5 separate regions of the Mus musculus genome follow, and regions 2, 3, 4 and 5 are each linked to region 1. The links are chromatin loops, found by intact Hi-C in ENCODE. Cell type or tissue: heart. All regions are shown on one strand.

Region 1 (5,000 bases):
ATCATTCTTCTAAGTGAATAAATTATTAAACTGACTCCTAGTGACTCATAATTATTCCCATAGATTAGTGCACATTTCACTCCTCATCAGAGGGGCTTCTATTTGCAATAAGCCATGATTAATATAGAGACTTACAGCTTGTCAAGGAACAGAGAACTTAATAGAATGCTCACCTCTCATTCCAAGACCCAGGAATCATGGCAGAAGAGAGGATGACAAAGACTCCATGAGCCAGAGACAGTGGATGACAATAAGCAAAGAGTATTTTCAGGACACAGCAAGACAGTTGCATATATAAATTCACAGAGGTTATGACAGCATGCTCAAGGGCCATGCAATCCCAAGCCAGACAAAACTTCAGCATGGTGGTAGGGTGGTTATAATATTCCATTCTTAACCAAGGAGCTATTGGCGTCTTACAGCTGTTTCGAAAGGAAGAGTCAGTTTTCTTTGTGTAGCCTTTGTTACATAAGGCCATATGACCCAGAATCTGTAGATGGCACAAGTTTGTCTCTATGGGTGCTGAAGAGAACATAAAAGAATTGGTCAGTAGGGAGATGGTGATGGATCAGGAAGGAGTTGATAGAACATTGCATATGATCAAAATGCATTGTATGAAATTCTCAATGAAGTTTTAAAAGAAAGAAAGAGAGAGAGAAAGAAAGAAAGAAAGAAAGAAAGAAAGAAAGAAAGAAAGAAAGAAAGAAAGAAAGAAAGAAGGGAGGGAGGGAGGGAGGGAGGGAGGGGAGGGAGATAGAGGGGGAGGGGTGGAGAGAGGGAGAGAGAGGGGGGGAGAGAAGCTATATCCTGCCACCTTCAGTTGGAAGGTATATTGGTCAGGGTTCTCTAGAGTCACAGAACTTATGGATAGTCTCTATATAGTAAAGGAATTTATTGATGACTTACAGTCTGCAGTCCAATTCCCAACAATGGTTCAGTAGTAGCTGTGAATGGAAGTCCAAGAATCTAGCAGTTACTCAGTACCACACGGAAAGCAGGCGAAGGAGAGAGAGCACGACTCCCTTCTTCCAATGTCCTTATATGGTCTTCAGCAGAAGGTGTAGCCCAGATTAAAGGTGTGTTCCACCACACCTTTAATCCCAGATGACCTTGAACTCTGAGATCTCCCTGTCTTAATCTTCTGGAATCCATAGCCACTAGGCCTCAAGATCTCCATACCAAGATCCAGGTCAGAAACTTCTATCTCCCAGCCTCTAGATTAGGGTCACCGGTGACCCTTCCAATTCTGGGTTGTAGTTCATTACAAATATACATTACAAAGTTGACAACCAGGAATAGCCACTACAGAAGGTAAGTTGACAGCTGGGACTTCTGGTTTTGTTGCCACTCTTGGGAATTGATCTTGTCCCAAGCCCTGTCCCCGTTGTATTTGCTACACTGGTGACCATAACCCTCAGCTCAACTCTGGGACATATGGCTTTAAAGTATATAGGCAAGGGAACCACTGAAAAGTACAGTTGGACATTTTCTGCCCCTCTGTCAGCCTTTGCTTGGTTCCAGAGTCACTGAAGTCCTCTTGCTGGCCCAGGTTCCTTCCTTAGCACCAGACTGTCTCCATACTTATGACCCAGAGTCAACACCAAGGCCCACGTGTGGCCACTGGGCTGTGGAATGCCAAGTAGCCACCCATTTTTTTGGATTGTTTCCTAATGTCTGTGATTCCTGGCAACTGCAGAGGGCTTCCAGGGACAGGGCTTAATGGTAGGGCGGAAGAGGGAGGGGAGGAAAGCAATGTGGAGTCTGCTGACATGCTGGAAAACGCTGCCCGGAGGTCCCTGAATCAGTGGAAGGACACCTTCCTTCCTGTCCCTCTCCAGCACCAGTGCTGGGGTCAGCAGTTCATGCATAAGAAATCAGGATTCTCTGGAACCACTCATGCTGCCTAAATGTAAACTGACAGCGAGGGGCCCAGCCCCCTGTAGGTAGGTAAAAGTCACTGTTCTGTATCAAGCACATTTGACAGTCACTCAAAGGACAGTTAGCAAATGAATATATGAGTCACTTGCTTCGATTTCACACTAGCTGGTGTTACCCAGACCAATTTACATGGCTTTCCCTGAACAAGCCCTAGAGTTGGCCTTGTGTATTATGGACCTTTCTGTTCTTTTGTCCATCAGGTTCGAAGCTGAAAGGGGTACAGACCTGTGGAAGGAAGGTGTTTGCATTCCAATTATCCATGGGGAGGAAGGAGGGAAATCTTGTTAGTTGTCCCAGGGGATAAGAACCTGGCAGGGACGAGACCTGGAAAGAGGATAACATTTGAAATGTAAATAAAGAGAATATCCAATAATAATAATAAATAATAATAATAGAACCTTGTGCGGTGCGGGTCTCTTTCTTCTCTCCACACCCTGTTCCCTTGAATTGTCTTCTTTCCAAGGGTGGCTGGCTCTGGGAGGTCAAACAATGGGAATTGTAGTCAGGCATCTATCTAATCATAGGCATTGTGAAGATCAGAAGGCTCCAGGCAAGCTGAGGGGTTGGCCATGAGCTGGACTAATCTGCACCACGGATAACAGACACCTGGATGCATCCTTGAAAGCTCATTCAGTTGATAACAGTGCTTGCTGCTGATGTGAGGAGAGGGGTGAAGCAAGGCTGAGACTGGTGGATGAAGAAGCCTGAAGACTCTATGTTCACACAAGACAGGGCTGGAAGATGTTAGCCATTTAACATCCCATTTCCAGGCTATTTCCAGGCTCTGCTAAAAGCCACAAGGATGCTCCCCCCTCATGTGGGGCTAGGGGAGGATCAACTCATGGAGGTGTCAAAGGTTCTATGTGTCTCAGAAACGTTGCAAGCGTTAATGATCACCTGTAAAAATAAATCTGTTTTCCCTTTCCTAGCCCCAGCTTCCGGAATGACATTTCTGAGACTAATTATTTATTAATAAATACCTCAGCCATAAACTTTAAGCATAGCCATAAACATAAAGCAGTAGTACTCAACTGAGGGATGAGGGACGTCACAAATCAGACATCCTATACATCAGATATTTATATTATGCTTCATAACAGTAGCAAAATTACAGTTATGACGTAGTATCAAAATCCTTTTATGGTTGGAGGTCATCACAATCTGAAGAACTGTGTTAAAGGGTCTCAGCATTAGCAAGGTTGAGAGCCTTTAGGACCTACAGATTCTACAACCTTCCCAGACAGCTGGGGACCACATGTGTAAACACAGGAGACCATGGGGGACATTTCACATTGAAATCACAACAGGGAAGAAAAAGAGTTTACATGCTGTGCGCGCTCTCTCTCTCTCTCTCTCTTTCTCTCTCTCTCTCTCTCTCTCTCTCTCTCTCTCTCTCTCTCTCTCAGCAGGTGAGGATTCCATTCATGGTAGAGGGACATGCCACCTATAGAAACTCAAGTCAAGGTGAATGTCCTTTGCTCCTGTAGTCTACAAATGAGCCAAGGTAAGCCTTTCTTTTCTGCTGGTGTATGGTCTCAGGTGTCTTGTTAACAGTATCACAGAACTGATAATAGACACAATAGGACAAATAAAATAATTGGCCACTACACATTTTAGTATTTCTCCAAAAGTAAGTTTGAAAATCTTCAGAAACACATTGTGCATTTGAGGTGGTGGGTTTGTTAGTCCATTTGATTTAATAACTCTTCATTGTATTAAACAAACAGCATTTCTTTGTGCCCTCTAAAGTAGTTGTGAGAACTTACATGTACTCATAGTAAAGAGAGCAGATGCTGCTGAAATGCTTAGGAAAGGCCAAGCAATATTTTTCAAAAAAGTGCTTTATATTAATTTATTTAACTCCACAACAAGCCTATGAAGCTAATACTTGTAGAGGTTTGGTCTATTGCTATGTATTGTAATGCTTTTATACAAGGACGTCTGGGTCTACGAATGACTTCTCATGATTACAAGCTTTTGTTATACAAACTTTGTTCCTTGATTTAAAACTATTGGTTAAATACAATTGGATACAGCCAATTACTGGAAGGATTAGAGGTGGGTGGGTTTAGAGTGACCTGGTCAGAGGAGGAGAGACCAGGAAGAAAGAGGAGGAAGAAGCCGCCATGAGGGCAGAGGAACAATGAGCTCATGGTCTGGAGGTTCAGCAAGTATCTGGGGTACACTGCTGGGGAGGTAGCCAAGCCAGAAGTTAGAAGAGTAGATTAGAGGTGACCCCTGTAGTTGTCAACGCCAAATAAAATAACCATAGTTTGAGTCTCATTTATTTGTAAGCTAGTTGGGGATAAGCTTAAATTGTTAGTACTGCAAATACTATTCTTTCCATTTGGTAAATGATGAAACAGTGGCTCAGAGAGGGTCAGTAATTCACCCCATGTCACACAGTTCCCAGGAGGCAGAGCTGGAGATCAAGCTCAGAGATTCTGTTTGCTTCACAGGTGTTGGCTTTCGAGCATGATGTTGTTCCTGCTGTCATCCTGGGTTGCTCCTGAGCAGCTCTGGTCTCCTTGTAGTCCATTACATCCAGCATCACTGTGGGATAGAGAGGGCTCAGTCCTCTCAATGATTGGGAAAGTCACAGATTCGAAGAGCAATCAATCCGCTGTCCTGATCAAGCCTGGATTCCAGGCCTTAATTCTGCTTTTCTGTTGTTTGTCTCTGAATTCTCCCTTATCTCTGTTGTCTAGTTGGTACAGACAAGCTCCTGGTTTTCCTCTATTTAAAAAGTTCTGCATGAGAAGTTAGTAAACACTTCAGTAAGTGACCAGATGCTACGGAAGTGGAAACAGCTGGTTGGGCTCTTGCAGGGGAGGAGGCAGAGTTGTTTTTATGTGAGAGAGTCACTGGAAACATTTGTTTCAAGGGTGGCCTGGAGTGTCCCCCTCCTCCCATAGGATCCACAACCCCTGCCCCTCTCCATCCCCCTTCCTCTTTCCATCTTCTCTCTCCCCCTGCCTCATTGAGGAAAAGCATGAGCCATCCTCCCTACCTCCCCCACACCCTCTTACTCAGACTTGAGGGAGGAGGTGGCTGTCACAGTT
Region 2 (5,000 bases), 310 kb after region 1:
GAGAATAGAAACTAAACTACTGGGAATCACTGCCACCCCCCATTCCCTACCCCCATCCCCCTGTGTTGGGTCCCGTGGGAACAGTGGAAAACCAAGCCCAGTTTGGCGGGAAAGGAATTTACCAGCAGAGAGCCAGCTGCCCGCCTAACCCAGATCTGTTTGTCGGCCATGGGGAAACAATAGCGTTGAAAGCCAGGTGGCCCCGGGGAGGGGGGGTGGGGTGGGGGGGTGGCAAAAGGACAAAGTGTTCAGGTCTAGCCAGTAAGGGCAGGAAGGAAAATACCTCCTGCTTTCTTGAAGGGTGAGGAATGTCCTTCTGAAGTTGGGGAGGGGGAAGGGCGGAACTAGGCTGAGACAACAAAGTCACAAAAACACAAGTGACACCCTGTTTGCCAAACACAGCTGGTGTTGGGACAGGAGGACCAGGAAATGGGGCAGGAATGCGGCTGGGGAAGTAGTCTAGGGAGCAGAACACAAGGCGCAGATGCAAAGCAGGTCACCCAGGCAAAGGGAACAGAAGTCACCTCTGACATTGTGCTTGAGTTGCGGGAAGACCTCTGGGTTGGGAGTTAGCCAGACTGGCTCACAGAGGTGGCCTAACTGGTTAGATGGGAGTGGAGGAGCATCTGGCCGGTGAATGGAGGTGGAAATTCAGGTTCTGGCAGCCCAGGATTAGGAGAGGCAGTGACTGAGGCCCTAAGGCTTGACAGGGCTAAGGCCCACAAGAATGTATAAAGGAAACAAGGTTGCCCCTTGCTCTGAGGAGACTGGGAGGGGTAATGGGGGAAGGGGCTTGTAATGTGGGGAAGCAAGGGGGAGGGGGAGGGGCTTCGATCGAGATGTAAAGTGAATTTTAAAAAAATTATTAGGGAAAAAAAGAGGAGTCTTAGGAATCTCAGCAAGTCACCTGCTGGGGGAGGGGCACCTGGAAGACCAGAGAGAACAGCAGAAACCCAGTAAAGAGCAGGAAGGGACAGCTGGTGAGGAAGGAGGGGACAGAAGAACCTCCACCTTGAGAGGGCAAAACAGATGCAGAGTGTGGGTTCGACAACTGGGATTTTTGCAATGGGTTGAAAGAAATTAGAGAACAGACTGGTACCGACTGCCCCACCCCCAAAGTTCAAAAAGATGCAGTTTAGAGAAAACTCATCAAAGCAAAGCTCACTATCTGGGTGGAAAACACAATATAGGTTTCTGAGTTGTCTGGGGAGACTAAGAGGCAGGATGCAACAGGATGCAGAAGAGCAGTTTGTCAAGGGAGGTGGAAGGAATGGGGCCCGTAAGCACAGGGATGGTAGAGAGGAGCCTTGGAAAGAGTCTGGCGGGGAACTGAGGAGAATTAGGAAATCATAAAGGATCAGAGACACTACTGTGAGTGACGACACAGGAAGAGGGTTTGTCCTTGAAAATGGAGAGAGTCAGATTCGATGCAAAGGAAGACGATCCTGTCACTGGAGGTGACTCAGGTCCCATCTGGAAGACGCCAAAGACCTGACTGGGGCTGTGGGACTGCTGTGTGAATCAGTTTGATGGCGTCATAACAAACCACTTAACAACTGCCCTAAGGGAGCATGGCATACAGGAGTTCCTCTGCAGGGAGGGGACAGGTGGAGCTGGGGAACAGAGAACATTGCACACTCATGAGCCTGTAGCTGCAGTGACTATGATTCCAGGCTGAACAGGGGAAAGAGACTTGCAGAAGTCAGCTGGTTCAGTGGGAAACCTGAAATCTGAAGTTGAGGATGGTCCCTGGTACCCTACCTGAGAAGCAGGGCAACGCTGGTGTGTGCATGTTCTGGGATGGCTTTACCATGCTGCTGTGGAGTAGAGGAAACAGTTATTAGAGATGACGTAGCAAAAGTCTAAAAGGGTTGGGTGTGAATGGCCATCTGTGAGGATGGTGGGATGTCTGTGATGGGACCAGGAGGAGAGAAGTAGAACAGGAAGTGACATCAGGGTCATAGAGTGGTACTGATGGGGAAAATCAGAAGAAATTCTGGGAAAGGAAAGATTTGTCTTTGCCTTTGGTTGGTTGGTTGGCTGGTTGAGACAGGGTCTCACTATATATATAACCCAGGCAAGCCTTGAACTTGGAACGCCCCCTGCTTTGGCCTCCTAAGTGCTGGGATCATATGTGTTTTGAAAAGACATCCAGGCTGGCCTCTAGGATCTGTGCAGAGAGGTGTGTGCTCAAGTGTGAGTTTTACTTTTTCAACCACTGTGCAATACAAGGGAACTCACGCAGAGCCGCGATCACCTTCTCCTGTGGTTACTCAGGCTGGACCCTTCTGCATGAGACATTGATATGCCCCGCCTACTGGTCCCAAGAATCCTGGGAAAATCCAATTGCTTAACAAGATTCTGAAAGGCTAGTTACCGAATGAGACCGCTCACTTTGCCTGTCTTCTTCCTTCCATCCTACATATTCCTGATGGCTCTCCCTTGATGTGTAAAACAGTTAAAACCGCCACAATAAAATTATTCCTTTCACCCTAGTTATTAGTCCACTTAGAATCTAAAATGGATTTTAATTTACAGCGTATTAATGTATTAACACATAACCATAGTGGTAAGTATACTGTATTCTTACTTCACACTCAGTAAAATACCTCGGAGACAGGTCCTGTTCTTCCTCTGATAGAGAAGTAAAAGCAAGAGTCAGAAACAGGAAGTCCACTGTCCACATTTTACAACCAGTGCATGGCCTAATTCAGATTCAAACCCAAACATCTGGCCTCAAGGAACCTCTAAACCGTATTTTCCCCACTAGAAAGGAAAGCGGACTTAATATACTCTATCCACTGAAATGTTAAAAATAATTCTTTTGCTCTATTTAAGTAGGGTTATTAAATGAAGGGTTTTTTTTAAAGGTCTTTCATCAAGACTACTCAATTGTTTTCTTAAGGCCTTCCAAATGTGTTTATTTCTGTGAAATCAAACAAATGTCTAATGGGGCACTTTAAACAACAAACGTGTATACCCCATCTTGTAATGTCAACACAGTGGCCGATGGGTCACTGAATTCTGCCAGCCTCCACCCAGACCTCTAGCTCCCGAGTGGTCCTTGGCTGACACCTAGTGGACAACGTGGAAAGAATTCTTTTCTGAAATAATTTGTAAGACTTAAGGGGATTAAGCTTTCTTATGGAATAGCTTTGTAAAGGAGTTTCTTGGAACTTGTCACATGCCCCATTTATATTCATAGTGTGCAAACTGAGCCACATTAATTGAGCGTAAAGATGAAGGGAGTGCTTCCATGTGTCAAGTGTTAAAATGGAACTAGAAAACCACTTTCCAGAGATTAAGCTGTCATTTGAGTTTGAAATTAACTCCAGCTATAACCTCAGTATATAGTAAGAAGATAAGTATACGAACTAGGTGACTATATTCCTCAAAATTAAAGTGACTGTTAATGTTTTCTTTCCTGTCTGCACCTCCATTTTTAATTTTTTTAATTAAGCGTGATTACCATTCAGCCCAAGTAGTTTTTCCATGATACCAGATTGCAGCAAATTAGAAATAAAATCATTTTAGTTAATATAATGTAGTGTATGTAGATCAAATTATAGTAGCCTTGGGGAAAACGTAAACAGCGTTGGAGAGAAAGGAACATCCCCTCAGCTGACTCTCCCCTACATCAGCTGCTAGCTTGATGGAGTAAGACAACCCAGTCTATTTCCAAGCATTAGCAACATGTGGCCACAGTAACAACAAAGCATTCTGGGTAGAAATGCTAAGTGTGGAGAGAGGAAGCCTCAAGGCATCAGGCTCTATTCCCCAGAAGGGTAGAGACAGGGGCTGTGGCTGTGCCTGTCAATTGATGCTAATGGTACTGGGAAAGGTAGGTCCTGCTGTCCCACCCTATAGCTGAGAGAGCACATCCCAAGAGGTGAGAGAGCTGCCCCACGGGTTGCGATTAGACACAAATGATTGACCTGCAACTGTACATAGTGGGCTTGGGTTGTTTTTGGTTTTGTTTTTACTCGCCTAAACAATACAGAATAAAACTATCTGTAAGGCCTTTACTAACTGTTGGGTGTTATAAGTAATCTAGAGCCAATTTAAAATTTATAGGAAGCCATGTACAAGCTCGGTATAAGTTATGTATCTCTCTATAAAGACTTGGGTACCACCATCTCGTTTGCTGTTGAGATACCCTGACGAAAGAAGCAGTTTGGGGAGGACGGGTTTATTTCAGCTCACCGTTCCAGGTTACACTCCATCCTAACTGGAACATCAAGGCAGGAACGTGAAGCCACTAGTCACATTCTATCCAGAGTCCAGAGCAGAGAGAAATTAATGTCTGTGGGCTACAACTGAGCTCTCTGCCTCTGGTGTAGTTTAGGACACAACCCCAGGGTTGTGACCCATACCAAATGGTCTTCCCATACAGGTTAACAAAAGTAAGATACCCACCCCCGGATACACCTACAGGCCAACTTGATCTATGCCCGAGGTTCTCAACCTGTAAGCTGAGACCCTTTTGGGGGTCAAATGACCCTTTCACAGGGGTCAGAAATCAGATATCCTGCATACCAGATATTTACAATATGATTCTAACAGTAGCAAAATTATAGTTATGAAGTAGCAAAAAAAAATTATGGTTGAAGTGGTCACCTCAGCATAAAGGACTGTATTAAAGGGTTGAGTGTTGAGACTCTCTTCCCAAGTAAGACTAAACTGTGTCAAAATCACTGTTAAAACTAACCATCAAGTCTTTGCTGTATTGTACCTAGGATAATCTTCGAATCTCCTAAACTTTGTATTAATGCCCAAAAGAAATAGTAAGGGTTTTGTTTTTCTTCTAGCATCCATTTATTTAGGTATGGTAGATCTCTGTCATACTTGTTCACTAGTTGTCTTTACATTTTCTCTGTTTCAGGCCAAGCAAGCGATTCTTGAAATGGACGCCATCCGTGAGTTGTTGTTGTTTTGTGTTGTTGTTTCCTTAGCGTTCTTTTTTTTTTTTTAAGCAGACTTAATTCATTTATTTTTCTTGT
Region 3 (5,000 bases), 59 kb before region 1:
ACTCAGGAGGGGGGATATGAAGCCTAAGTGGCCACCTCCTGTAGCCAGGCAGAACATCCAGTAGAAGGATAAGGACAGTAACCCCACTCACAAAATCTTTGATCCAAAATTTGTCCTGCCCACAAGAAGTGCAGGGAAAAAGATGGAGCAGAGATTGAGGGAATGGCCAACCAATGCCAGGCCCAACTTCAGATTCATCTCACCAGCAAGAACCAATCCTTGACACTATTAATGATACTCTGTGATGCTTGCAGACAGGAACCTAGTGTAACTGTCTGCTGACACTCTCCACCCTGCAGATGACTGAAACAAACGGAGACACCCACAGCCAAACGTTGGGCAGAGCTCCGAAAGTCTTGTGGAAGGGTTTTGGGAAGGACCGAGGAACCTGGAGGGGGTAGGAACTGCACAAGAAGAGCAACAGAACCAACTAACCTGGACCCTTGGGGCTCCTAGAGACTGGACAATCAGCCAAAAAAAAAAAAAACATACAAGGGCTTGTATAAATACCTTGGCTCCCGCACATATGTAACAGATGTACAGCTTGGTCTTCATGTGGGTCCCCAATAACTGGAGTGGGAACTGTCCCTGACTCTGTTGGCTGTCTGTGGCTCCCATTTCTCCAACTGGACTGCCATGCCTGGCTTCAGTGAGAGAGGATGTGCCTAGGCCTACAATGACTTGAGGTGCCAGGGTGAGGTGATACCTAGGGGACCTTGCCTTTCTCAGAGGTGAAGGGGATGGAGGGGTTGGGGAAAGGCCATAAAAAAGGGAGACTGGGAAGAGGGTGGAACTGCAGTTGGGATGTAAAATGAATAAATAAATAAAATATAACCAATGACTACTTTATACTATTAAGATGTTTTGTAAGTAGGCATTGGTGAAGATATGAAAATCTTAAGCCCATGATGGTTTGAATGAGGATGGCTCCCATAGGCCCATACATTTGAATGCTTTCAGTTACAACTGTTTAGGTGGATTAGGAGATGGGGCCTTGTTTGAGGAGGTGAGTCACGGGCTGGGCTTTGAGGTTTGAAAGTACTTCCACTCTTACCACTGCTGCCTTGTTGTGTTTTGAGATGTGAATTCTCAGCTATTCTGGCTACCATGTCTTTGCTCTACTATATGGACTCTAACCCTGTAAAAATAAGCTCAATTAAACACTTTTCTATATGTTACTTTGTTGTCTCATCAGAGCAATAGAAAAGAAACTAAGACAGGCCCTTTGTACATTCCTAGGAAGAATGCAAAATAGATGGAATAAATTACCTAAATAATGAGTGCTCTCGTGTGTGTGTGTGTGTGTGTGTGTGTGTGTGTGTGTGTGAAATTCTGGATCCTTATACACCAGCAAGTATTCTACCACTGGGCACCCTTCTCTCAACTCTAGAAACATAAAGTGGTACAGCCACTGTGGAAAATAACACACTTAAACATACAATTATCAAGCTATCCTATAATTTTTCTCCCAGTTATACACCTGAGAGAATTGAAACCATATTTATACTGAAGCTGTAGATCGATATTTATGGCTGGGTTATTCAAATTTAGTTAGAAAGTGGAGACAACCCCAGAGTCCGTCTACCAAGGAGCACACAGCTAAAGTTGGAACAGCCTTACCATGAGGAACTGTCAAGCCACTGGAAGAATAAAGAATTATAATGCAACCAGCCCATGAGGGAAGCCAGGCACTACAAATCAGTGCTGTTTGATTTCATTCATATGAAATGTCAGAATGGACAAGTCCATAGAGACAAAAAGTAGACTTGTGGTGACCGAGGTCTGCAGCAGGAAGGGGCTAACGGGAAGTGATGGCTATGGACATAAAACTTCTCCTGAGGCTGTAATAATATTCTAGAATTAATCAGAGCTGATAACCTCATGGACTTGTGACTATACTTTAAAAAATCATATTGCTGTGCACTTTAAGTCTGTGATTTTATTAGAAAAAAGTATCACCATGAATAACATGATGTGGAATACGCTAGCCTTAAGGGTTTGGGTGAAGCTAGGCTTTCTTCCCACCTCAATTATTTCACTATTGTTTATATTTATTATGCATTTAGTTACCACACCATTCTTTGCATTGACGTTTCTGTGGATCTTCTTAGAAGGAGCAGTTGTTTCAAAGCAACCTGTAAGATGCACTGTAACTCTGTCTTGGCTGGGGCTTGTTCTCTGGTTTTCCTTCTCTTGGCTTCTTTTTTACACTATCATGGTTGGCCCTGAGTTCCCCTCTCCTAACTGAGGATGGAGATGGCTGAGCAGGGACCTGCCCAGATCCAAGCAAAGGCCAAAGTATGAGATGGTTCCAACCAGTGCAAAAGAGAGGCAGAAGCATCACTAGGCATTCAGTTAGGAAGTTTAGTGCAGGGTGGTGGGAGAGCATTTGTCTCTGCTTTCTTCTTGTTTCTGTTTGTTAGTATACAGTTAGTTGGTTAGTATAGAGTTTATTCAGGGCATAGGGAGGGGAGTCAAGAGGGTAGTAGAGGTAGAGAAAGGCAGAGAGAGAGTAGAGAAGTAGAAGAGTAGAGGCTGGCCATGAGAATGTGGAGAGAAAGGGGGAAGGGAACGGAGAGAGAGGGGGAAAAGGAAAGCAAAAGGGCAAGAGGTGGTCTCTGCTTTCTTGAAGGATGGCCAGTGAGACGGGGAATTCTCCTGTGTGTCCTAGCACCTTCACCACATCCTGGCATCTATACTAAAAAGGGTCAAAATTCTCCTCAGCAAGCAACCTTGCGGAGGGCAGCGGCTGAGTCTACAGAGCCATCGGGTGTTTGGAGCACAGCCATGGTAGTCTTTGGGGCGTGGAGTAGACACTTGGTCATGATGAAGTCAGCAGTTTGAAATCTGGCATCCGTGTGGTGCTCATGAGCTCTTCCTCCATGCTTGGGCCAAGAAACTTGACAGTAGCCACAAATTCGCCACATGAGGGTGCAGAGGATTCGATCTCCTTTCATTATAGCAGGTGGGAAATACAAGGAAGGTGCTCTTCTAATCCAATTCCCATCTGAGGCAGCCATTGTGAAACCACTAGATGGCACAGTCTTGCCAGATGTGAGCCAGACCTTGGACAATGAGTCTTGCTAGATGACATCATCAGATACTTAAAGGAGCTTAGCTGACTGTTATCCACCCCCCACTCCTACCCCCACCAGAGGTTTCCTATGTGTTGGCAGTTTATACCCTCCAGATCGTGTAAATACAGATGTGTTGCAGTTAGTCATCAAAGTCAACTATTCCGTAACTGGAGCCAGGCTGAGAAGGGCCATGTCTCTTTGTTTTCTGTTCAAATATTTTCATGATTCCTCTGTCACACATTCTTTAGTCTTCCATATGGTTACATCAGCACCCAGGGCCTCCTTTCTTCTGTACACATAGAGATACATAGGAAAAATCACTCATCTTTAATATACAGGAAATTCTTGTACAGCAAATAAAATTTCCATCTCTTATGAGGATGTCATTCATGTCTTTTGCAATGCCTTCTCCAGCTTTGAGGAAGATCCCAGAAAAAGAAAATATCCAAAGACCTAAAGGAAACAACTACTTGTTTTAATGTTTTTATTTATTATGTTTTAATATTTGTTTATTTATGAAGATACACATGCAGAGGTCAGAGGAGAACCTTTGGTTTTCTTCTTTTTTTTCCCACCATGTGGGATCCAGGGATCGAACTCCTGGCAGCAGGCCACTGAGACATCCAGAAAGCCCTTAATTATTCTATTTATCCATCTTTGAAAATTTTTTCTCCCCAAAAGTAAAAGTTTTATTTGTAGTCAGGGGCTGTACCCACAGGACCAAGCAGCTTAGTGAGACTATGCCCATGGTCATTTAACATAGGCCACCTCCCAGTGCATCTGTGGTATCCACCAGCATCCACCCCAGGGAAGAAGTGTGGTAGGGCTTCATGACAGACAAGTTCAGCTTCAACAAAGGAAAGAGAATAGATTTACTTAGCCCGAGGTCACTGCATATGACCAGCAGGGGGCCTGTCCTGAGACCGTGAGAACTTGTAAGAGGTTCTGACTTCTGGTGAAAGCTGAAAAATTGGGGCACTGGGTCCCTGCTGTTACCCCCAGAAATATTGGCCTTTGAGACCTCATGAGGCAAAGCATGAGGAAATCCCACGGAGGGCTGGGGAGATGGCTCAGTTGCTACAGTACTTGATGAGGCACACTGGCCAGTTAGTGTAGCCCATTAGGCTACACACATCCAGGACCCAGTGAGAGAAATTCTTTCAAAAAACAAGATGGCGGAGACATATCTGAGGTTGACCTTTGACCTTGACAGACAGCTTGCATACATAAATGCACACAGGCAAACATCACACACACACACACACACACACACACACACACACACACACACACACACTTTCTCCCAAGCCTCTTGAGGTGGTACCAGCCCCCCAGAGTAGACAATGGCGAAGACAAGACAGCAAATTCAAGGTGCCAGGTGACTGGGCTGAATAGACCCCATTGTTGAGTTCTCCTCCACTCTCTGTGGCACCATGTTTGCTCAGAGAAAGAACAAAAAGAATGGAGTCCAATTACAAAGCAAGGGTGTGAGCTAGGTTGGGGTTTTTTTTGGGGGGGGAGTTGGTTTTTTTTTTGTTTTTGTTTTTTAATGGTGTTTGAGAAACAGCCTTCGATTGTGTCAACAGGATTGTAGGAGCTATTTATGGCTGTATTACTGCAGTCTCTGGAGATGACCTTTAATTCTAGAACTATACGGTTAAAGAGTTTATTTTTAACCGGCCCATTCTCTGTGACATAAAAAGAATCTTGTGGCACTTGGATAGCTGTTCTGTGGTAGGACATCTTTAGTTTTTGAATATGTGGGATCAATATCTATATGTGATTACAACATTCTTATAACCTTTATTCGCCTTTTGTTTTTAAGCCCTACCTTCCTCCTGACAGTTCTTTTGACCCAGATGCTATGAAATATGCTGTCAAGGCACATTTACTTTACAAATTGCACATCCTATAAGAAAACAC
Region 4 (5,000 bases), 200 kb after region 1:
AAAAAGTCAGCTCTGGGGGGAGCATGATCTCATGTCCTCACCGTATATTTTGGTAGAACTCAGCTCTGCTGCAGGGTGACCTGTTTAAGGAAGTACCTTTGTATGGACTGGGAAGGGTGGAGTTGACCTCGTGGGCAGGACATTACTCTTCTTCCTCTTCCTGTCCCTGTTTCTCACAGCAGTCATGGTCATTGCTCAGCTTCCTGTGGGGGAGGCTATGGATACTGAGGGTCTATTTGCTGCCGCCAGCAAGCATAGGCCAGCATCCTGCTAAGCGCTGAGCGACTGTACCTATGGGACCCTTCTCAGTGGTATCAAGAGTATCGTTCTGTGTGGGGCTGGAAGAGGTGGGACAATGTTGACAAAGTGTGTTCTGGGCTAAAACATCACAAGCAAGAGAACCATGGGAATGACAAGGGCCTGTGGAGCAGAGCAAAGATAAGTGATGCTAACAGATAGCACCTGCTGCTGGGGTAACACCTAAAGTGGAAGCAAGCAAGGGTCCTAGAGAGATAAAGGATGGGCGTAGAGAGACATAAGCTCTGTGTCCATGCACGTTGGACCATGGAATGGAGTCACTTCACACAGCATAGCATGTGCTAACTAGATGTACTATGCGGGAGCAAACACTGATAAAGACGATGGGTCCTAACACCTTGAAGATATTGTGGGCCTCCTGGCCCTGTGTCAAACATTGTCTAGAAGGAGCCCCTTGGGGAAAGTCCTGAGAAGCCCGTGAAGTCTTTCTGAGGCCCAGTGAGGCTGGGGAAGAGCCGGTTGATTAAGGCAGAGCAAACGTAACAACAGTTAACAGTGAGCAAGCACGGTTTAGTGTTTCTGACGGACTGTGATTCACCTGTCTCCTGGTGACAAGAGCACAGGAGGGTGGGTGGAGGTTAGAGAATTGTACTTGCCACATCCTCTGGCCTCATTAGTTGCCCTCCTCATGAACTTCTCCGTCCCCTCTGGTGGCTGTCAACAGTGGCTCTGCAGGGATCAGAATGTCTGAATTTGAGCCATTTGCTGTGCTTTTTAAAAACAGCTTTAACCACAAGCCCTATGTATTCTATGCCCTTTGGAGCCCAGCTCTCAATGATATAGCAGCAGGAATGATTAGAGAGGAGGCTCCTAGGAGGGAGTTAGTCATGCTCTCTGGGCTTACTACCTACCTTCGCTTTTAGCTCTGCTCTTGTCTCTTCCACTCACCCTCAGCACGGCAAAGATGACTTCTCTGTATATGGACAGAGTCTCTCCTGTGATGCTAACAGCTCCTTTCGCAGCCTATTCTGTCCATTACAGTTGGATACGGGGGTCACAAAGAGATATGTCTCCAGGTAACACACAGCCATATTTCTGCCTCCTTATCCTCTCCTAATGAGACACTGGACCATGCCTCAGGGCCTCCACCAGTGCCCATCCTGGCTCTAATGCCATCCTTCTCTGGAGGCCACCATACTTGTGCAGGGAGTAGCCCCATCTGAAGGCAGGTTAAGCCTGTCTCTGTGAGTCTGGGTGTGGTAGGAACTGAGATCTGTGGAAACCTCATCGCCCTTTTCCCTGTAAGAGAGGTAGCATTGCCCTATAAGTAGCTCTCTCTGAGCCCACCATAGCTCAGCTCAGTACTCTGTGACCAGAGCTACCCATAGTCCAAGGAAACACCATTCCAAAAAGGAATGGAGATGCTTACTGCCACAGGAGGACCGCGGGAGGTCCAGGAACCATACTTCCTATCAAATGCCCTTTCTACCCCACCATGGGACCTGATCTAACCCTGGGGTCAAGGTGTGGTGTGAATAGACCCCAGAGCTTCTCGTTTGCATACTATTATAAATTCCCATCCTCCATTTCTACCTCCGTTCTCTACAACAGATGCCAACATTTCATGACATTTTGAAAGGATTACACAGAAATGGCACAGCAAGAATTAGCATGTGGTAGTGACTATAGTGAAAGACAATAGGACAGGATTGGGTGAGAGTCAAAGTAGTACTAAGCTAACTAAGTATGGAAATGGCATATGTAAAGTGAGTACCCTTAAAACACTGATATGTGGTTATGGAAATACTGCCTTTAAACAAACAAATAAATAAAAAGCAATAATTAAAACCTTGTGGTCAAGTCAAGAGATTTGTGTAGTTTACCTATCTTCTGAACTACTTACCTAGTTCTCCCCTACCCCCAGCTTAATGCAGATTTTGTTCTCACCTGTGTGCACCTCACATATTGTCCAGTAGGGGGCACCTATGTCAGCATGGGGTATTAGTATGGTCTCAGTACTCTTAAAGAGGCCACCAGCCAGCTCATAAAAGAAGATGATCCCTCCATTGCAATAAGCTCATCTTCGAAAAGGCTTTGAGAATATACATGGCTGTGAACTGCTAAGTCTCTTAACCCCTCCATCCTAAAAGACCAATATAATGCTTAAAGTAAACACTCAGGTTGTAAACCAGGTCTGTTGCGGGGGAAGGATGGTCCCCCGGAAGTGAGATAAAGAAATCTCATACCCAGTATGGCAGAGAAAGATAGTCTGAGGCAAACTGGTAGACTCCACCTCACCTCTCTCACAGCCATTTTTCAATGCTGAAAATGTCTTTAGTCCTAAGGGAAAAAAAAAAATCAAAAGTAATTCCATATCATACATAGAGATAGGTGCTTCTATTTGCTTGCCTCTGTCCCTCAGTCTCATTTTTAAGTTTTGCTATTGTCTGCTGTTTCTTGTCTCCTCTCCCATACTTTCCCTGAGCCTCCTGAGAGAGGTCTCATGACACAGGCAAGATGCGGATGTGGGTGGAGGACAGAGGTGGGAGGAACTGCCCAGGCCTGTCTCCCTTGGGTGGAGCACCTCCCAGGAGGACATGATCCTCCTGCCTGCCGGTGGCAGCCAAGGAGGCTGCCCTTCACCCCAGCAAGACCATAGGAACATGTTGTCGACCACCATGGTGGGCACACTGGTCAGAGGGTGGAGGAATCGGAGCTCCCCTAGAAGAGCAGAATTGAAGCCAGCCGCCCCACAGAGACAAGGTGGGATTCGGATTCACGGTATGTGGTTAACACTTTGATGTGACTGGGTAACTTTTTATGAAGGGATTCAGGGAGATAGACACAAGCTTACTGGCTTACAAGTAACAGCTCTACAGTCTGGTTTTTTTTTTTTTTTTCTTAGCTTATATAAATTTTGGATAGCTTACTCAAGGGGCAATGTATTCCTTTTCCTCATCAAAGACCTAGAGACCTTCACAGGGCACAAAGCAAAAGCTATTTATTCCTATGTTCGTTTTCTTCAAAAGCTTCCATTTGAAAGTGGAACTGTGTTCAGAGGTTTGAGCGAGAAGGTATGGTACTGGCTTCTGGCATCTTTTAGCCTAGATTCTATTCCGTCGCCATTCTGATATGGGAAATGGACAAAGTGCTTAGCTCCTGATTTTCCCACTATCTATATTCATTTTCCATTTCATTACTATTGTTCTGGGGCAACAATAGAGCGGATGACGGAGATGCAAGCCTCGTGTTAACCTGGTTCAAAAGGTTCTTGTGGTTCTTTCTGAAATGCATGTTCACCACAAAAAAAAAAAAAAAAAAAGTTTTTTGAGATAAATACCTGACCTCATTCTATTCTGTCTAGACCTTGAACTTCTAAAGATGCTTACTTAGAACTCTCTGGTCTTGCTGGCCGACCTATGGAGAGACTCAGAGCCAGCTGCGTAAGCGAGTTGGCACCCAAAAGCAACAAGCTCCCTGGAGCTTCCAGAGCTGGCCGGCTGCCCCTTGAATGGCTTCTATCTGACCCTGAGTCCAGCGCTTCCTAAGCAGTAAATGGAATGACTCTTTCATCCCGGCACGTGTTGAAAGCGAAGGATTTCCAGATGTTTTTCCTAGATATGGTACGCTCTTGATCTACATAGCTCCTCTTCTCGTTTTGTTTTAGAACAGGTCTCTTGAAGTTGCTAGCTAGCCCAGGCTTGCCTCAAATTCAAGATCCTTGTCTGAACTGCTACTAACCCCCATCCTCCTGCACTGGTGTGGACCATCTGGTTCTATTTAACTACCAATTTACAGAGGTATAAAAGCTAAATGCTGTCATTTGTATAGCTGTGACAGTGACTTTGGCCCATGTTTCTTCGGTTAAGTATTTGCAAGAAGACTCGGACCAGGGTTGCAAATGTAGCTCCACTAGCACACAGGAAGCCTTGGATTCTAATCCCTGACATCACATTAACCAAGCATGGTAGGGCCTCCCTGTTATCCTTGTGCTTGGAAAGTAGGACAGAAGTTCATCTTCAGCCAGTTGGATGCCAGTTTGGACTATAGGAGACCCTGTCTTTAAGAAACAAAAACAAAACTACTTTTAAATAGTCTACATATATTTATTGTAAGAGAGAAAGTTTTTGTTGTAAGAGAGAAACTGTTTCAGCCAGATATCCAGAAGGTAGAAGAAGCTCTAAGGCCAGGCCACATTGTAACCTGCTAAAGGGGACTCATTAGGAACACGAATGTGAGTCATGGTGGTACAAAGGCTAAGCACCTGCCTTTGCTGCTTTGTCTCTCAGCCTAGGAAGCAGAGCTTAGAGGAGGAGCCTCCGGAGCTCCTTACTGGTCAAGCAAGCCCCAATGCAAGTTCCCATGTTCTAAGGCCAGCCTTTTCTCTCTTGTCCCAAACTCTCCTGGCAAAATTTCCTAACTTTCTGTGACAGTATTCAGAGCCTGTGAGGGAACAAAACACATCAGGGGTGGAGGTTTTTTAAATGAGTATGTGAAGATATTTAAATTTTTAAATACATAATTATATATATATATTTATTTATTTATTTATTTATTGGTGTATGTGACGTACTAATACACGTGGGTAGTATATAATGGTCAAATCAGGCTGCTGTGATATATGTATTAATATACACAGGTAGTATAGAATGGTCAAATCAGGCACTGTGATGTATTAATATGCACAGGTGGTATATAATGGTCAAATCAGGATGCTGTGATGTATTAGTATACACAGGTGG
Region 5 (5,000 bases), 86 kb after region 1:
GTCCATGGTTGGTTTCAGATGACCTGGATCTCCATGTGCCCATTCAGAGTCCTGGGTGGCTGTGTGGGAACGGGGAGAGCTGAGCTATTGAGGGATGTCTATCTGCCATGTGAAGGGTCTGCTCTGCCAGGGCCCATGATAGTCAGCATTTTCCAGCAAGCCCTGCTCACATTGTTCTGACACAACCTGTGCTCCACCAGACAGAGCACTGACCCCTAACTAGCATGGGTCATATGTCCTCTCCCAGTGTCATCAGAGATCATTCTGGGTTGTGCACTGACCCAGGACAGAGGCCAACAAGCAGTGGTGTCCCCAGCAGGAGTGGGACAGTGCAGCAGACCCAGAAGAAAGCAAAAGCTGTGACAGAGCGTGCTCTCCAGCAGGAGTTGGCTTTGGCACAGCATCCCAGGAGATTCAGCTCATGCAAAAAGAGGGGTGCTGCTGGTTGCTGTAGCTGTACTGACAGTTGGCCAGCTGCTATGCTGGCTTCGTTCCTGCATATCCAATGCCAGTCATCTTTTGCCTTCACCTCCAGCTCACCTTCTCTGGTTCTAAAGCCCTCTACCTTCACTTCCTCCAATGTAAGGCAGTATAACTAGGAACCAGACATAAATTCTATAACAACAGAGTTCACAAAGGGAGCCAGATGACCCTTATACTCCAACTTTCCCATCTGCAGAATGGGTAAGAGACTATGCTTAACTCGTCACTGAGGATCCCCTTAAAATCACTGGGATACAGGTGCTGCTGATGATACAAGTGTTAGTGCCCTGCACCCTCCCAGTCTGCTCAGTTCATATTGTCCTTGTCTTTTCTTACCAGTTCCTCAACAAATTGTTTCCGATAGTAGCAAATGATGGTGTAAATGTGAAATTAGACCAAATAGAAAATGGTCAAAATCGCTGAAAATCGACTTTGAGCTTATGAATAACAACTAAAAGAAAGATGTTATTCTTGTTAAAAATTCCAAGATGTTATAGAACTCACTGAAAATTGGTGAGAAATGGGTCACATTAATGGCTTTTCAAATTCTCCTCCATGGGGTGCAGAAAATGAGTTTGTTCCATATATCTCGGCATCAAGTCTGGGATTTACAAATAGGGAGTATTGAGTCACTCTGTGGGGTAGTTCCAAGTGCCTGGAGGAATGGCTTGGGGCTAGCCTGATGCCTTCTACTCCTAAACTTCCATCTATCCAATTAGTAGTATCTACAGGGTATCAGTTAAGTAAATAGAGCATTCCAAACTATTGCTGATTTAACTCATTTCTCAGTAACTTCCAATAAAATGAGTCAGAGTGTATACATCTGGCATATAACAGGATCATTCAACTCACACACACATACACAGACACACACACACACACCATATAAAGAAGAAAGAACAGGGAAGAAGGGCTGGTACAACTCAAATCTGCAGCTGGCCTCAAAGAGCTCCTGAGGGTTAAGAGAACATGCCTGCTCCAGAGCCAGTGTCTGTCTGGTGTGGAGATCCCTAGCAAGACCCCTTGAAAAACACCTCATCCTGACCTATTAGTCAGACAGCAGAGGGGTTTGTTTGTTTGTTTGTTTGTTTGTTTCATCTAGTTGTGATGGCTCTTCTTGGTTGTCCAATTGACTACATCTGGACTAACTAAAACCCGAATGGCTGGACATACTTGTGACAAAGTATTTTTCTTAATTAAATTATTTGAAGTAGAAAGACCCACTTCTAATCTGGACCTTTGAGAGGGAAGATCCTTCTTTAGTCTGGGCCACACCTTCTGCTGGCAGTGTATTTAAAAGACATGGAAGAAGGAAGTTTGCTCTCTGTATGCTTGCTCTAGTTCTTGCTAACAAGACTATTTATTGTCATTAGAGCCTACTTCTTCAGGATTCTGGCATAGACTAAAAACCAATTGGGATATCCAGCTTCCTGGACTGAACGACTACTGGGTTCTTGGACCTTCAGCTGGTAGACAGCATTGTTGAACTAGTTGGACCACAGCCTGTAAGCCACTCTAATAAATGCCTTAGATAGATAGATGATAAATAGATTTGTGGTAGATAATAAGTATATGAATGATAGATAATGGATGATAAAAAATACATAATAAATATATGAATGATAGCTAATAGATGAATGAGAGGTAGATACATACATACATACATACATACATACATACATACATACAAAGTCATTCTTTAAGTTCTATTTCTCTAGAGAACCTGGACTAACACATTAATAAAAATGTGGGATTTCTTCAATCTTGCATCATATGCTAATTAAAGCTCTTTGCCTTTAAGGACCCCATAGCTGCTCTCTGAGGAGATCCAGTTGCTTCCCTGCTTCTTAGATAGGAAGATGAAACTGGAGTCCAGAACCTTTAAGTTAGCAGCTCAGGGATCTCAACCTGTAGAAGAGGGAATCCAGGATTCCAGCCCAGGTCCCTGGACTGTAGGCTCCACTCTCAGACAGATGCTGCCCCCACTCCTTGCTGGAGACCAAAGGAGGATTTTCGTTCTCTTGAGACCCTGACAAAGCCAGGAGTAGATCGTTGTTACTATAGTCTCTCGCTGAAGAGTACCACCCCTTTCCTTCCCACACTGAAGATCAAAGAGACTTTCCTGAAAGCCTACAGCAAAGAGCTACTCAGGGAAGGCTGACTCTCCACTCCGCTCTGCCTGGTGGGGAGCCAATCTCTAGGGCCACCACAGGAAAATCTAACAGGATGCCAAGGCTCTGTGTCCAGAGCCAAGCCCTTCCCATCTGTGTCACATGGGATGAGGACTTTGAGCACGGTGAGTTTACAATCGCTTCTCTTCAGATCCACTTGATCATACCTAAACGTGGGAAGGGAACTGGCCAGACAACAGTGACAGCTGGCCAAGAACATGGAGGGAGGCTAAACGCTGGTTCTGATATCAGAGCTGTGCCTTGAAGGACATGCAGGATCGCAGTAGGCAGAAGAACAGACATGCTGTGCTTTGGGGAGGTACGGAACCCTCAGGAAATTGGAGGGCAGTTCCTTCCGCTGGTGCTTGAAGGGTGCTGGTCACCTCGGACTGCGCTGAATGGGTTTGGGAAGCAGGAAGGCCTGAGAGCAGGGAAGAGGGGTTGCCAGCTTCCTTCCGTTTCTCTCCCCGACTCCTCTTCCTGTGGTTCTGAGAATCAGCTCCTCCTTCGAAGTGGATGGAGGGACTTTCCTAGCCTCCTATCTGGACTGAAGCTAGACAGACTGGAGCCTGCAACAATGGCTTTCAATCGAGAGCCAGAACTCGGACTTAGGGGCAGCATTCTCCATAGAGGAGGAAGGGACTGTATTGTTACCTATTTGTGGAAGGCCTCCACACAGAGCATAATGCTTCTAATTATAACCAGCTTCAGCAGGCTGCTTTCTCTTGTTACTGATATAAAACTCTGTTCAGGACACATATATGCATACATGTGTCGTACAAAATCTGAATTATTCAGCTGTACTCCTTGTTGGGGGTGAGAATAACTGGAGGGCCTATAGAGCAGTGTCTTGAAATAAGTCAGAGATTACAAACTCTTCTCTACGTAAAATGTGAACATGATATAAAGAAGGCTGAAGCCCCCTTGATGATATATTTATGTTGCAGGTGTGTTTCCCCACTCATCCCCCTCCCTTCTCCATTGAGTCAACTATTATTAGTATCGTGCTATATGTAATTCCAGAATTCTTTACTATATCTTTATGTAGCTGAACATATGTATCTGTGTCATATGTTCTTATGGACTTGGAGGATGAAGCATGCCTTCTCATAATATAGGAGACAGAAAGTTCATTCCGATACAATGTCCTGTCGTCCTCACTAAAGATAAGCCTTCATTCTTGGTAAACTAACTACTAGTTCTACTTCTTAAAGAGGCATGACTAGTTGAACCTGAGATGCCCTCATCTGAGTGTGAGCTAAAGGGATGCTGCTTTCCCCTGATAATTTGTCTTCTTTTTTAAAAAATTTCAATAAAATGGCATATTGGTGATTGTCAAATATTAAAGAAATTCTTTTGCCTTTGTTGTAAAGAACAAAGATAAATTTCCTTGGGATCTGGATTTATGGAGATGGTAAAAGTCCTCATAAATGGGTTCCAGGTGATAGACCCAACTGGCTGTCAGGCCACCCTTGGGTTACTACATGGATATTAGCATAACTCAGAAATATTGGCAGAACAGGTATGCTGATGTTTTTCTTCTACCATGTCTTTGGAAGGATTTCCACTGAAGTTACAATGCCCAGGATAACTTAGGAACAGGGAAACACTGCAAATCCCAACCTTCCTCCAAGATTTCTTTCTGAGTGATCACAATCTTCAGGATCAGTTTCTTCCATGACCTTGCTAGTACAGTGAGGAGGCAGCCCATCCCTGCATGGAACCAAGCCTCATGTCTCATCAGCAAGTGGGTCGCATGTTGTGATATTCTAACAACATGCAAAAGGTACCTGGCTCTGGATGTGAGACAGTCCTTGGCTTCCCAAGACCTACTTCTCCATCTAAGGAAGACGGAAGCTGTCTTCAGGTTAGAGACTCTAGGCTGTGATGTCACAGATCAATATCAAGAAATTCTGTTGTAAAAGAAAGAACACATACATGAGATAAAATTGTGTCCCCATTATTCCACTTTTGCAAATGACAAGACACCAATGTCACTTAACTCCTGCTTCTCTTTAAAACCCATACTAAAATATTGAAGATACATGTGGAATATTTATCTCTAGGCGATGAAAACCCTGAAGATCTAAGAGAATATAAGTTTAATTGTTACATTAGTCATGCCAGAAAATGACAGTCACAGGCAGCAGCACCCCAGAGTGTCTCACAGGTGTGATGGCAGAGCTCTGTTAATTCCCACAGCAGGGAGCAGAGACTCTGGGAGCCTCACCCTGCAGCTCTGCAGTTCTTTCTAGACAGTGCAACTAGAGACCTCACCCTTTGCCCAGGCTCCTCTCCACATCACCCCATCCCTGGCTAAAGGGAAGAATCAGAGGCCTGTTCCCA

The links. Hi-C counts contacts between places; a loop is a spot of excess contacts. Peaks named below come from ENCODE experiments on the same cell type or tissue, not always from the same donor. Only the 100,000 strongest peaks of a DNase experiment are listed, where the experiment ranks them.
Region 2: a loop joins it to region 1, with 2.7 times the contacts of the local background. A loop is called at or near these places in 3 of 42 quality-filtered maps.
Region 3: a loop joins it to region 1, with 2.3 times the contacts of the local background. A loop is called at or near these places in 4 of 42 quality-filtered maps.
Region 4: a loop joins it to region 1, with 1.9 times the contacts of the local background. A loop is called at or near these places in 2 of 42 quality-filtered maps.
Region 5: it touches region 1 in a loop (2.0-fold over the local background); 3 of 42 quality-filtered maps call a loop at or near these places.

What each region holds. Positions count from the first base shown.
Region 1 is chr10:3,629,224-3,634,223 of GRCm38, forward strand. No RefSeq gene overlaps it. Among named protein-coding and RNA genes, the nearest start is that of A330032P22Rik, 86 kb to the right of the region's middle. In heart, a CTCF peak has its summit at 1,956; DNase peaks (open chromatin) are centred at 1,628, 4,798 and 4,958; H3K27ac peaks cover 472 bases.
Region 2 is chr10:3,941,009-3,946,008 of GRCm38, forward strand. Plekhg1 (pleckstrin homology domain containing, family G (with RhoGef domain) member 1) reads left to right here. Exons shown (of 17, transcript NM_001159942.1): 12 at 4,883-4,916. Among named protein-coding and RNA genes, the nearest start is that of Mthfd1l, 30 kb to the right of the region's middle. In heart, a CTCF peak has its summit at 3,073 (motif pointing left); a DNase peak (open chromatin) is centred at 303; H3K27ac peaks cover 666 bases.
Region 3 is chr10:3,570,121-3,575,120 of GRCm38, forward strand. No RefSeq gene overlaps it. Among named protein-coding and RNA genes, the nearest start is that of Iyd, 32 kb to the left of the region's middle. In heart, CTCF peaks have their summits at 3,024 (motif pointing right) and 3,978; DNase peaks (open chromatin) are centred at 3,031 and 3,981.
Region 4 is chr10:3,832,038-3,837,037 of GRCm38, forward strand. All of the region lies in intron 2 of Plekhg1 (pleckstrin homology domain containing, family G (with RhoGef domain) member 1), which reads left to right. Among named protein-coding and RNA genes, the nearest start is that of Gm30164, 75 kb to the left of the region's middle. In heart, a CTCF peak has its summit at 2,228 (motif pointing right); DNase peaks (open chromatin) are centred at 174, 2,824 and 3,754.
Region 5 is chr10:3,715,409-3,720,408 of GRCm38, forward strand. It overlaps A330032P22Rik (RIKEN cDNA A330032P22 gene), which reads left to right and starts at 2,750. Exons shown (of 4, transcript NR_169108.1): 1 at 2,750-2,779. In heart, CTCF peaks have their summits at 382 and 2,674; DNase peaks (open chromatin) are centred at 93, 253, 2,743 and 3,083; H3K27ac peaks cover 823 bases.